Linked DNA regions of Mus musculus: region 1 is linked to region 2. Evidence: chromatin loops called from intact Hi-C (ENCODE). Cell type or tissue: heart. All regions are shown on one strand. Links, peaks and the distances in the headings refer to the core of each region. The heading gives the core; the rest is flanking DNA.

The links. Peaks named below come from ENCODE experiments on the same cell type or tissue, not always from the same donor. Only the 100,000 strongest peaks of a DNase experiment are listed, where the experiment ranks them.
Region 1: it touches region 2 in a loop (1.9-fold over the local background); 1 of 42 quality-filtered maps calls a loop at or near these places.

What each region holds. Positions count from the first base shown.
Region 1 is chr13:112,506,792-112,511,791 of GRCm38, forward strand. Il6st (interleukin 6 signal transducer) reads left to right here. Exons shown (of 17, transcript NM_010560.3): 17 at 1-69. Among named protein-coding and RNA genes, the nearest start is that of Il6st, 45 kb to the left of the region's middle. In heart, for the core only: a CTCF peak has its summit at 2,881 (motif pointing left); a DNase peak (open chromatin) is centred at 240.
Region 2 is chr13:112,404,276-112,413,077 of GRCm38, forward strand. It overlaps Gm33905 (a long non-coding RNA gene), which reads left to right and starts at 7,607. Exons shown (of 3, transcript XR_382923.3): 1 at 7,607-7,923. In heart, for the core only: no CTCF peak of the experiment used is centred there; DNase peaks (open chromatin) are centred at 3,106, 3,706 and 4,016.

The sequences.
Region 1 (5,000 bases), core at 1-5,000, 100 kb after region 2:
AATCTGGCGTCTTTCTGTAAAACCGTCTAATAAAGCTAGTTCTGCCCGTGGGCTCGTATTCTTTCGTGTGTAAAAATGTAGTGTAAGGCGCACCAGAGAGCAGCCTGGCTTGTGGCCAGGGCTAGTCCACTGCTTCCCATGCAGTTGCCTCTCGAGGACTCAAAGAAAAAGGAAGGTTTAATGCTGAGTCGCCGTTACAAAACCTAGCGTTCCCATCTTTTCCTCACTCAAACATAAAATCTCAGTCCTTTGAAAAGCATGAGTCACTACTCGGGGGCACAGAGAAGCAGAAGTAGGAAAAGTGCAGCCCCTGCCCCCCTCGTTCTCCCGCCTTCAGATCATTCCATCTCTGCACAGTTCTGCTGTGGTCATCAGCTCGGCCAGGATGGACGGTTTCGGGGGGGTTTTGTTTGTTTGTTTTTGCTTGTTTGGGTTTGTTTTGTTTTGTTTTTCTGTTTGTGGTATTTTGGTTTTTTAAGACAGGATTTTTCCGTGTTGCCTTGGCTGTCCTGGATCCGCCTGCCTGCTGTGCCACCACTGTCTGGTGAGACTGTAGTTCTTATTGTGAACTTAAAGGGTTAAAGAGGTAGAAGGATTTACTGGACTGTAGTTTTTGATTTTTTTTTTCCTCAACCCTAATTGTAATAATGGTTCTTAAATGCTTTAGCCTCCCTTGTAGCCCACCACCCACCAGAGGTAGTGGAAAAGAAAGGATGTGGGGGAAGTGGACCTGTTTAAAAAATGGTTCTTTGGAGCAACTCCTGTGTGCACTGTCAGAAAATCAGCTGTTCAGTTGACAGGTCAGCAGTGGCAGCTCCATCCACTCGCAAACATGTCAAGGCTACACCAGCAGTCCAGGTCGGTAGTAGTGTCAGGATAGCAGCAGCAGTGGCATAACTAGCAGGAATGGCCAGGCCTCGGCCTCAGCACAAGTCAAGCAGGAAGAACTCGAAGTTCTCAGCTGTGCCTCTCAGTGAAACGAAGATATGTAAGGCCATCACCATCCGTTGAGTCCTGTATATACTCCCTCCAAATATCAAGTGTCCTCGGGCCTGGGCTCACCTCGGGTCTTGTGTGTGAGTCTGTATCAGCTGACATCACTCTGCCAATCAGCCCGCGTCTGCGGAAGCTGCAAGCCACCAGAACCACATCAGAAGTTTTTAGTGTTTCTCTCTATGGAGGCCCAACAGATGGAGTTCAACAACACTTGAGGCATGTAGTGAACAAAGAACCCATCACCTGCCCGTTCACATGCATTAGCAAAGCATCCTTTCACCCGTGTCCACTTCAGCGAAACGTTCCTTCTCGTGTCTGCTTTAGCAAAACATCCAACACAGCTGACTTTCCAAAGAACACTTACGTTTCCACTTCATGGGACACTATCAAAGCTGTTAAAAGTAGGACTGCTAATTAGACATCACATACTATTTTTAAAGCTGTCTCTTTTTTTCTACTCACATAATTAGTAAATTATGGCATAAATTTAGACCTAGTAATCATAGGATGCCTCATTGTTATAGACATATATTAACCAAGTAGAACAAGCCAGTAGACTTTAGCCTATTACGTTCATTCTTCTGTTTCATGTCCCTGAGTTTCTTTTAAAAGCAAGTTTTTAACACAACTTCTGTCTAGTAAAGTTTTTAATGAGATAAGTAGAATCAATAAGCTGCAAAAAAAAAAGTAAATAAAAAGTAAAGGTCAATTATTAAAAATAACCTCTTGGGCTAGCTTTCGGCTATAGGTACTGCTGGTAGGTTACTTTGCCCAGGTAAGATTGCATTTTTCAAATGTGCCTTTCGATGAGTTAGAACACAGCCATCAAATGGCAAACGGTATAAGTAGTTCATAGACAAAAGTTTGTTTTCCTGTCACATGCAGATTAGCATATGCTCACTCAGTTAACGAGGAAAAGGTGATGGCAGGCTCCAGATGTTACTCGGTCTAACTCTTAGGGCTTTTTGCCACCTGTAAGCTCCCACAAACTGGTCAGTTTTGGTTTTGTTGTTGTTGTTGTTGTTGTTGTTGTTGTTTTCCTTTTACTTAACCAGTTGTCAATGCTGGTGAGGGAGGGTTGGGATGGAAATGTACCAGGCTGGTTGGGTAGGAATTCTTAGTCCTGTGATTGCTCGCTTAGTCTGGTTGCTGCAGACTGCAAGTGCTGCTACGTAAGCAGGACAATGTGACGTGCCAGAAAGAAAGGGATGTTGGAGGGGTTGGAAGCTCTGTAGCCTTAATGCTTGTGTGTGATAGACTTTAAAGCAAATGCACTTTGCTAGCCTGGCGCGGCAGTAGGCATTAGGCATGGCTTCTTACACCTTTGCTCTTAGCTGTACTCCACGTGCGCACAGTTCTCTCTCCTTTCCTGCCACCACCACCACCACCACCACCACCACCACCACCACCCGTGCAGTTTCACATGGAAGCTTGTACCTGTGTTACCTCTGTAGTAAGTTGCATGTGCGAAGTATAACCAAAGCGATCATGTTTATGTTGACCCTGCCATAAATGTCTTACTATATCATCTCTAACCCTTTAAATAAATCTGAGAAAGAAGCTGCTGTCTTTTCTGTCTGCGGTCACCACCGTCTTGAGTGTCGTCATGTATGGCGTTTCAGCATTTATCAGTACTGGTGTTGGTTAGCATGGGTCTTAGTATAGATGATATTTTATGAGGGTTTTATGACTTGTTAAATGCTCTTTTAGCATAATGGACTAGGAGCTAGAATAAACTGGTACACAGTGTTGGCCTCAATAACAGAAGACATGACAGTAGCCGACAGTTTGCATACTTACTACATAAATTCTGGAATCCCAGCATCTTCATCCCAGTCCATGGTCCCTTGTGCTCAGGGACCAAATATAGAGGTACTGCGCCACCTTGTGGCTTGTCAGTGCCTGTGCTGCTGTATGTCCATGTTTGCCTCGCCATAAAGCTAAGTTGGCTAGTTAGGTAAGGAAAGGTCGTGGCTACTAAAGTCTAATCTAAACATGGTGGATCACACCTACAACCTAGTCAAGGAGTGAATCTCACCCCTTCAAATCTATAGTGAGCTTTATACAAAACCCTCTCTTTGGAATATTTGGTTAAGTCCCACACTACTACAAGCCCAGCTTGCCTTCTGATGTAGTCTCCCAGCTGATTGACTGCACTGTGTACATGGATAAAAGTCCTTCCTGTTCAAAAGGATTATCATCCTGCTTCCCTAGAGGGAAATGGTTCTCTTACTGAGGATTGTTCAGCCTCCTACTGCTTGCTTTTTCTTAAAGGAATATATAAAGATTCTCCCACAAACTGCATACGTGTTCTCCCATACAAAGGGCTCAGTGTGGGTGTTTGGGTAGGGTTGTCACCACAGGAGAGTGGAAGATGTTCTGAGTTCTCCATTTTATTGACTCTGAGAAGGACATTCCAGCATTTGAGAGATAAGTAGACCAAGGGAGATGAGGGACCATTTGGGAATGTTTCTTTGCTCTGGGTGAAGTCTGAAGGGGGCTGAGAGCAACAGAAAAATGGAACAGAGACATCAGGCAAAACTGACCAATCAGACCAAGACTCCTGAGAAAGAAAGGCAACCAGCCTAGGGGAGCGGGGGAAGGAGAAGGGGGGTCGGGGACAAGCGAGTTGTGAGACTGGATTCATCTAGACAGCTTTCACCACTGAACCTGTCTCTGGGTCCAGCAAACCCAGCCTCCTCCCTAGGGAAGCAACCAGGAAGGTTTTGATGTCAGGGCCCATGCCGAAGCCAACAAGGCCATCTATAAGAGCTGGGGGAAGTGGAGCTAGCAGCAGGGACCACAGAATACACCCTAGTCAGGGAATCTTCAGTCACTACTGATGGCCAGGAGCTGAGAACTAGTCCACTTCCTCTTTCAGGGAAATTAGAGTCACATAGACATCTCCCAATTACAGCCATACACCACACAAGCCTCCCTCTCCTAATTGTAGTCATACATATAACACACACACACACACACCTCTTCCAAGACTGCTGGCCTCCTCCAAGGTTCTGGGTCCCTCCAACCTGAACAATCCTATCTCTACTTGGATGCTGTCAGGGAAAGTGGCACCAACAGGGTGGGGGAGCAGGAAAATGTGTTCTCAGTAATAACTGGCCAGCCCACGCCTTCCTGTGTTCAGCCCTTTTTAGTCAGAGACCCACCCCGAAGCTAAAAACGGTGCAAAGCCATACTTAGAAAGAGCTGGGGCGTTGGAAGGTAAGCAGACCTGGTACAACCTTTCAGACACTCACCCTACTTGAGATGGGGGGAAAAAAGGTTGCTGTTGTTCACAGAGGACTTGCTGAACCCAGCTCAGCGCTGTCAGCACTGGCTTTCATCTCTCAGTCACGAGTGAGTGCGTGTGCGTGTGCGTGTGCGTGCGTGCGTGCGTGCGTGCGTGCGTGCGTGCGTGTGTGTGTGTGTGATTCTATTTCCCCACTTTACAGATTTAGATAAACAAGGCCTAGGAAATTATTAAGCCATAGGTGAATAGGCAGCCAGTCTGAGACTTATAAATGGGTTATCTCAACACTCTTGCTCCCAGCAACTATGGTCTGCCTTAAAAACTGCAGAACAGGCCATTCCAGAACGGAGGACAAAGTTTGGTAAACTTATCTGAAAAAGCCCTGCGTGAAGGCGCTCGGTTGAGTCTGGCAGCCCGCCAGGCGCTCTTGTTCACTACGGCAGAGTTGAAAAGCTGTGGCTGGAGCTTGCATACCCTGTGGGCATGGTCTCAGCAATGGCAGAGCAGTCTGTCCATTGCCTACCGTGGACAAGCTCCAAGGAGCAGTTTCAGAGTCCTCCAGGGATCGACCTGCTCAGGGGTCTTCCCGTCCCTCCATGCTTCCCCGCTCCCTTCCCAGTTCCACCTGGAGTAGCCCTTCAGTCACTGGACCTGTATTTGTCCCCTGGTTTGTTTCTGGGGAACTTAAGTGACCATCCCTGACCTCACTTCTATAAAACAGCAGCCTTCCAAATTGTGACAGAGGAGGTACAGT
Region 2 (8,802 bases), core at 1,529-6,528:
CATAGATGAGTACCGCACGAAGCCTTCTGGGAGAAGCTTCCTCTTGCGGTAGATGGAAACAAATACTGAGCTCCTCGGCCAGGCGATGGGCAGAGAGTGAGAGATCTTGAAGCACTCTTTTCTGAATGTGTTCTAAGTAGCTCTATCAAACACCTTTGCTCAGGTCTCCAGGATCTTTGTGGAAGAGGAGGCAGAAAAGATGTAAGAGCCAGAGGAGATCAAGGAAACAAAGCCTTCTAAACACAGTAGGGTTGACAAACACACGAACTCACAGAGACTGTGGCAGCATACACTGGTCTGCACCAAATGGGGTCGCAGTGTTGTGAGGAGAAGTGGACGCAAGCCCCCATCCTCAACCCAGAAGCTGTCTTCAACTGATGACCATTTGCAAGTGAAAACTTAGTTTTCTGCAATAGAGATGCAAACCACTTACTAGGATACTACCCAATCTTTTTAAAATTATTTGTATTGTGTATATGAGTACACTGTAGCTGTTTTCAGACACACCAGAAGAAGGCATCGGATCCCATTACAGATGGTTATGAGCCACCATGTGCTTCCTGGGAACTGAATTCAGGACCTTTGGAAAAGCAGTAAGAGTTCTTAACAGCTGAGCCATCTCTCCAGCCAGGACACAAAGCAATCTTAAGAGCTGGCCCCATGCCCACCAGTAGATAGGCAACACAAAATGAACTCAATGGCATCTTTGGAGACCCATGTGTCATAATATTTTGTCAGGGCATTATTTTAACCTTACAGGCCCTTTGCAAATTTTATAACATCTGGTTTTAGTTTTTGCGAGATTCCCGTGAATGTGGATATGTGTGTCTCTGAGTATTTATATGTGTCTATATATGTGTATATATACGTGTATCTATACATTTTTATATATGTATTTATATGTGTGTATATATGAGTGTCTAGATGTGTTTCTTATGTTTTCTTCTTTGGATTTTTTTCTGTCCTTCCCAGTTTGCCTGGTTTTGTTTTTATCTTATTTTATTTTACTTTATTTCATTATTATTCTCTAGAATGCCTGTTTATTTTCTAATCAGAGACAGGAAGGATGTGAATTCTGATGAGAGGGGAGGTGGTGGGGGCCTCAGAGGAATTGTGAGAGGAAACTGTTATCAGAGCACACTGTAGTAAAATAAAATCTACTTGCAATAAAAGAAAAATAGGAAAAACACAATAAAAACAAACATTAAAAGGAAGTTTCTTAGTAATATTTAGCAGGATCAATGTCGGAGGAATGTTGGCATAGAAGGCAGAGTTCCAGGATGTCAGAGAGAGGAATTTCAGGGTAAGGAATTAGTGAGAGTGAGCGAAGATATTTGTCTCAATAAACTGGATGTAACCAAAACAGGCAAAATGAGCCAGAGTCAAGAGGATAGAGAAGCAAGGGAGGGCTCTGTGTGTGTGCACATGCGTGTGCACTTGCGCGCGTGCATGTGTGTGTGTGTGTGTGTGTGTGTGTGTGTGAGAGAGAGAGAGAGAGAGAGAGAGAGAGAGAGAGAGAGAGAGAGAGAGACACGCATGTGTGAGCATACAGGTGAATATGCATAACAAACACTACAGGTAAGTCTCAGATCTGTCATTCCTCAAGAACTACCCACGATTTATTTTATTTATTTATTTATTTATTTATTTATTTATTTATTTATTTATTTATTTTTGAGACAGGGTTCCTCACTGGCCAGGAACTCCCCGAGTAGGCTACATCGACCATCCAGAGAGTCTCAAGCATCCCTAGAGTGACGTTTCTGACACCTTGAAATTTTGATTTCTTTAAAACCACAGAAATATTATAAGAATGTGTTTTTGTTTGATCCCAGGTGCAGAGCTATGAGGCTGTCCTCAGCAGCTGACTGCGATTGTCTCAAGCTCTAGCAGAGGCACGGTGTGGCCAACTCCCAATTGTCTGACATTTGGAATTCTGGGAAATTTTCAGAGGATATATAAATGCTAGAGCTCTGATAGGCGGGGGTCGGTCGGTGATAATTGATCACTTGGGGGGGGGAGGTTGGTCCAGTTTTGATAGTAGCTGTGCTCAAAGAAGAAACTGTAATTAGACAAACAAAAGGAAAGAAATTAGATTCAGGGGTATCTATCTATCTATCTATCTACCCTCCCTCTATCCTTGTTTCTCTCTTATCTAGTGTTAGGGGGTGAAACTAGGGGCTATCAAGGATGGGAAAAAGAAGAAGCCACAAAGTATTGAAGACAAGCTCCGTGTCCCCATCCCTGCTTCCCCAGCACGGGATTACAGGCACATACTGAGACCACTGACACCCATGCTCTTACATAAGGCTGTGGAGATATCACTAAGGGCTTCTTGCTTACAGGCATTTCATCAAATGTGCTGTCTCTCTGGCTCAGAGCACAGTATTATAAGGATGGGAGGAAACCGTGGGTTGTTTAAAGCAGGAGCAAGTGAAGCAGGAGAGAGATGGAATCTCCAACCCAGCTGTCTATAAGGCTGCAAGAGAAACCCAATGCCTTGAAACTAGTTGACAGTGAGAAGAAATCACTTCAGCAGTGATGGGAAGGAGGGAGGAAATGATGATTGCTTCCACAGGTAAGATTGTGGCGAGAATGGGAGGAAGTTCCTGTCTAGTGGTTTTATTTTCTCATCAAGTAGATAAAAATTTCCCACCTAGAAAAACTGTTTTCTTTCCTTCAGTATATGTGCCAACTTTATGATTATGAATTTTCTCTGATTGTGGTTTCTCCTATGAGTAAACCCAGAACTTACCATTAAATAATTACTTGTTTTCCTTTAACAAGGGGATCTTAACTCCTAGTCCCCAGAATTGCTCAAACCAAGATTTGGTGGGCATCAGAGTACAGATGAATTCGACCCTAGGTGGAATGCTATAGGCCTTTATCCACTGGCTTTATATAGGGAAGAAACATCCAGCCTTACAAGAGACTCTAAAGATGGCAGGTACCCCTATGTGCACGAATGACCTAGAACCCTCCATCAGGAGCACCCTCAAATGTAAGTAATTATCACAAAACAAGACCTAGCCATTCTCAGCAGGCAGCCATTTTCCATCCCAGCCACCAACAACATGGCAGCCAACTTATTTGCCAGAGTGTCCAAGACTCCACTCAGATCTGGAGAAGGAAGCAGGGAAGCTTCTCCTCTCAGGTCTCTGTCTTCACTCTGGGGATCCCATGTTGATGCATCGCAAAGGCAGATCCTGATTGGTCAGCAGCAGCCCTCTCCACCTCCCAATAAACACACCCACACCCACACCCACACACCCTTCCTGGGCTATTTCAAAATAAGAAAGGCTCATATCCATCCTTTAGCAAACTTCTGAAGAAAATTATCTGGTAAACTTCCACGTTGACTATTTCAAAACTAAGTAACATTCTGACTTTGTCAGTGAAATGAAAATTGGAAAGGAAAGAGGTGGGAAGCACCCGCCACTGTGGCAGAAAGGATAAACAGGACACAGAGTGAAGAGGAGCCATCAGAATGTGGAAGGGTTGTGCTGACCCAATCAACTGAGATGTAAAGGCATACAGTTGTTCCCCCCCCCCCTGCTCTTCATTGTCTAGCAAGCATTTTACCGTATTCCAGAAGGATAAAAAATGATTCTCTCCGCTGCTAGAAATGCAGCTACCAGGGAGACTTTTCTTGTAGAGAGAAAATAGCAAGGACAAACGGCGAGCCAAAACCAACAGTTAGCTATTCGTTTCCAGCTGGAAAAACGTATCATTTTTTTCAGCCACACCCCATGCTGTTGTGATCCCAGCTCTTTTTACGCCTAGAGTTTTTACATTTTCTGGCCTGACCTTAGCCCAGCATCTCTGATCCAAGTGCGGCTGTTTAGAACCCCACCACCACCACCACCACCACCACCCCCACCACCAAATCCTTCCATTTTCCTTGTCCAGCCTACCATGCTGCTTACCACGTCTAGGGAATAAAAAGTGGATGGTGCTCTTCTTCCTGGCCAATTGGCTTGGGCATCTCAGTCAATACAATTCCCTACTGACTTGGGGCAGACTGTGGCCCAAAGCACTCATTTCTCACTAAAAGCAATGGAAAATTCTTTGACATGGCCCCAACCATCACCACTCACTCTGGCAGAAGCAACCATCATTGTGATTTGTCTGCCTGGAGACAGGCAGGGTCAGAGTGAGCAGGATGTCACTTGGAAAGCAGGTTGTTTTTCTGCAGTGAATTTAGGTTTATTGAGTTTGTAAAAGCTTCATTTTGGAAACAACAAAGGCTATTGTTCATAATTAAGCGTCACAACCCTACATCCCGAGGCTTCCCAACCCTAAACAAGCATGTGTTAAGGACACTGGAACTTTAGGACTGAGGCCATCGGCTATAAAGGACACTATGTAGGTCCTGTTACGTTGGGAGGCTCACTGTACAAGAAGAAAAAGAGGAACCAGCAAGAAGACTGTGGGAGACAGGGTAGGTAAGCTATAGTCTTTGAATTTGAATTTGCATTCAATGGGAAGGAAGGGAGGAAAATGAAGGGGAGGGTTCCTGAAAGTATAGGGCTGCCCACTGTGATTCTCTCGAAGTCAGCTCCAGCTTAGAGATGTAAGGACATTAAGCAGAAACACATTTGGCCTGATTTCTTCAGTAAACCTGTCTCATGGGAAAAGAAGGAAGAGAAGATAGGGGTGTAACAGCTAAACGCAGTGTGTGGTCCACATGTTGGATTTGGTTTGAATAAGCCAGTTACAAAAGACCTCCTGAGACGAATCGGTGGTATTTGGGAATTATTATTTATTTTAATGTGATCATGATTATTATAAGTTTGTGAGAAAATGTTTTTATTTTTAGAGATGCATATGTGCACATTTAGGGTTGAAATAGTATTGCTTCTGGAGTTTACTTTGAAATATCTGGGTAAAAAAGAATAAAATAAATATTGTAATTACTTAGCAATGATAGATCATTTAGATAATTGGGATATATGGGTGTTAATCATACTCTATGCTTTCTGTCTATCGAAAAATATATAATGGGACAAGTTTAAACAAATAAAAGAGGCAAAAAGTCAAGAAGAGTCTAAAAACATCTGCAGGTCGGTTATTCCCTCAAGGTCTCTTGAACAACTAAAGGTTGGGTGCAGAAGGAAGAGCCCACAGGCAACAGAATCCAGCTGGTTCTCCAGGATGCAGCAGTGTCCAAGCAGACAAGTATTCAGACCAACAGAGCAATGGGATAGGCCCCAGGGAAGCAGGAAGAAAGGGGGAGGGGGAGGGAAGGGAGGGGGAAGGAAGGGGAAGGGAAGGAAATGAAGGAGGAGGAAGAGGGGAGAAAGGGGGAGGAAGAAGGGGAGAGGGAGGGGAGGAAGGGAAAGGTGAGGAAGAGGGGGGGAGTAAGGGAGAGGTGGGGAAGGGGGAGGAGATGGAGATTGATGGTAGAGCAGGGAGGGCTTTGAGGGGGAAACAGACCCGAGCCAAGGCTTGACCAGTGGGAAGTCCTGTTAGGTAGAAAAGTCCCTCTCTTCCAGCCAGGGAGCACTCTCAGACCCTATGCAGGGGCTGAGGTGACAGGTGGGAAAGGAGCAGGAGCACCCTCAGAGACAGGCCAGAGCTTTGAAAAGCCCATTTGCAGGGACTTTAGTCAATATACCCTTAAGAACCCTGTATCAGGACACATGCCTTTAATCCCAGCACTCCAGAGGCAGAGGCAAGCAGATCTTTGTGAGTTCAAGGCCAGCCTGGTCAATAGAGCAAATTCTAAGACAACCAGGGTTATACAGAGAAACCCTGACTCAACCCTCGATGCCACCCCAAATGACCTTGAAGTGACATGAAATATGAGAATGGAAGAGGACACTTGATACAACCCATTTCTCAGTGTGGTGGTTTGAATAAGAATGGTCCCATAGGCTCATGTATTTGAAAGCTTAGTCACAGAAGTGTAAATGTTTGGAAGGGTTACAAGGATTAGGGGGTGTAGCCTTATTTGACTATAGGTGTTTTCCTTGTTTGAGGTTTCAAAAGCTCCCCCAACCCCTCCCTCTCCCTCCCCCAACCCCCTCCCTCTCCCTCCCCCAACCCCCTCCCTCTCCCCTCCCCCTTCCCCTCTCCCTTTCCCCCTCCCTCTTTCCCCTTTCTCCTTCCCTCTCCCTCTTCCCCTCCCTCTCTCCCCCTCTCCCTCCCACTATCCCTCTCCCTCTGCCCCCTTCTCCCTCTCCCCCTCCCTCTGCCTTCCCCTCTCCCTCTCCCTCTCCCTCACTCTCTCCCCTCCTGCCTCCCCCTTTCTCTTTCCCTCTGCCTCACTTTCTCCCTCCCCCTTCTTCTCTCCTTCACCCCCCCCTCCTAATCCCTCTTTGTCCACCCCCCACCCCTGTCTTCAGTTCAGGATGTAGCTCTCAGCTACTCCCACATTATTCACACTTCCAAGCTGTCACAGGTGATGATGGACTAACCCTCTGGAACTGTAAGTGAAAGAACCTAGTGGGTAAACCCCCACTCAACTCCCAATTCGGCATGCACCCAAGAATCATGAACAAACAACAGACCATCTTGATGTAAAAACATGAGTTAGTTTAATGGCGGAGCTCTGGGTCGAACCGTATCTTGCACAGGAGACAGTGGATTCGACCACGAGGCTTGGAAGCTAGGGGGTTTTATAGAAAAGGGTCTGGGGCTGGGGGAGGAAGTGGTGCGCTTTCACATGATTGGTCCATTTAAACATCAGCAGACTGTACATGCAGATAACATTTAACTTAGGTCAGAAGGGCAGGAGATAGGGAGGCGCCGGGCCAGTCTGGCATGTCATTCTCTTTATCTTTATAGCCAAGCAGCAACGGGCCTGCCCAGGCATGTTCTGGCCTGTTCTGCTGTGTTCTCAGCCCCAGGTTTCAAAGCTCACAAACAACTCTTTGGGCTATTTGACATAAATTACATGAATCACAGGTCTCGAGTTTTATTTTCTTTCATTAGCACACCCCCAATCAGCTGCTTTCTTTTGTCAGAGTTGTCTTGCTCATGATGTCACAGCCATAGAACAGTGATTAGGACACTAAGACGCTCAGAAAAGCTAAAACAGTTACAGCAAAGCAGAGAACATTTTACACAAGCAGAGAGAGCACCTGTTGGGTCAAAGGTGGGGTCATTAATCCCCAGCACATGTCATTTCCTGTCTTGGTGTCCGACTCTGAACACTGACCTTCTAGGCATGTTCTCTGCTCTGTTTACACAACGGGGCCCCAAAGTCAGTCTCCATCCTTGCTTGGGCTTCCAGCTTCCAATACTTTAAATAACACATAATTCTCCCAAACTTGACTAACCACTTCCCTGTGAAGTTGCCTTCAAGAGTCAAGGCAGGGCAGTAGTAAGGAGCACTGTGTATTTGCACAGGTCTAGTGTGGAGAGCCTTTGTGGGGTGCCACTTGGCAGGAATCTGACATTAGAGCATGACAAAGAAGAAAGCTCAGGCAGGGACCTGACGTTGGCCAAGGACAAGGACAAGGAAGTAAAAATCTGGTTTTAGGGTAAAACAAAGACATAGGCTCTGATATCTTGATCATCCTTAGAAACAGCTATCACCGGAGTGATCATGGGGCTTTGTGTTTACTGTCTTGCTTGTTTCTTGACTATCGTCCTGCTTGATTCCTCATTGAGCTGCTAGCCCTAATACCTGCATGTAACTAAAATGGTATAAAAGCAGATTGGGAAAAATTAAAGCTGCCTTCAGTCTCAGAACTGACTGGGGTCATGCTACAATGTTTGTCTAACTGTCTTTTCTCTTTTTAATCCTCGCTCCCTCGCTGGAGGACCTGTTGACTAAGCAGACTTGGTCAGTCTAGGCCGCTGTGTTCACACCAGCCACAGCTCTGGGACCTGCAACTTCTGAAAGGAGTTAGAGCCATATGGATGGAGAGCTGCTGACATGCGCTGTGGTGGCATGTGACCTAAGGGGATCTAAAGGTTCTGCTTAAGGGCCCATCTCTCAGCCTTGGGTACAGTGTAGTCACATCTCAGTTTAGGATTAGGAGAACTGGTGTGTGCTCTGTTATAAGATCTCTTTAATTTCTCTACAAGTGGAAGACATGGTCACTTTTTTTTTCTACTATCTGAACCTACTTCTACATCTTCAGCTAAGGATCAGATACAGTAGCTGTTGACATCAGAACCTCCCAAACCTATGACATCACATAGGCAACAGCACAACCCACAGACCTCTTACCAAGACAACGGGCACCATATTCCCAGAATCCACTTGGCTCACTTCCCACCTTTACCTGAGTTACATCATTGTCCATATAAATAAGGGGAATGCCCCTCCCTCTCTCTCTTTCCCCCTTCTCTTTCTGCTGCCACCTTCCTCCCCTCTCCCCCCCCCCCCGCCCCCCACTAAATCTCTCACACGTGGAACTGTTTGGGCCCAGTGTGCTGTGTTCAGACTCGAGCCACTATTTTAACACATCAGCAGCATGTGTAAGACTCTGGGGAGCCTTAGCTTACTGCCGACCTCCTGAGTGAACCACATGGAGCCAGATCAATGTAAAAACAAAAGGAATTTATTGTTCCAGTGCACCGGGGTTGTCCCAGGCCCAAAGGAGAGAAGGTAACCCACAGTGCCGCGAGTTTTTTTTTATGGTTTCCAGGGGCAGAACAGAGCATCAGCAAATAGGCACAATACAATTGGCGGAACAGGGTATACCCTTTTAACTGATTGGTCTTTAGGGAATGAGGTGACAAGGACTTCCCTTGTCTGAAGGTGGGCACGGTCTGTCCAGTGGAATGTGTCCCCACCCACAGGTCGGTTCCTACCCTGTGATCTGAGGAATATTAATTAGCCTCTCC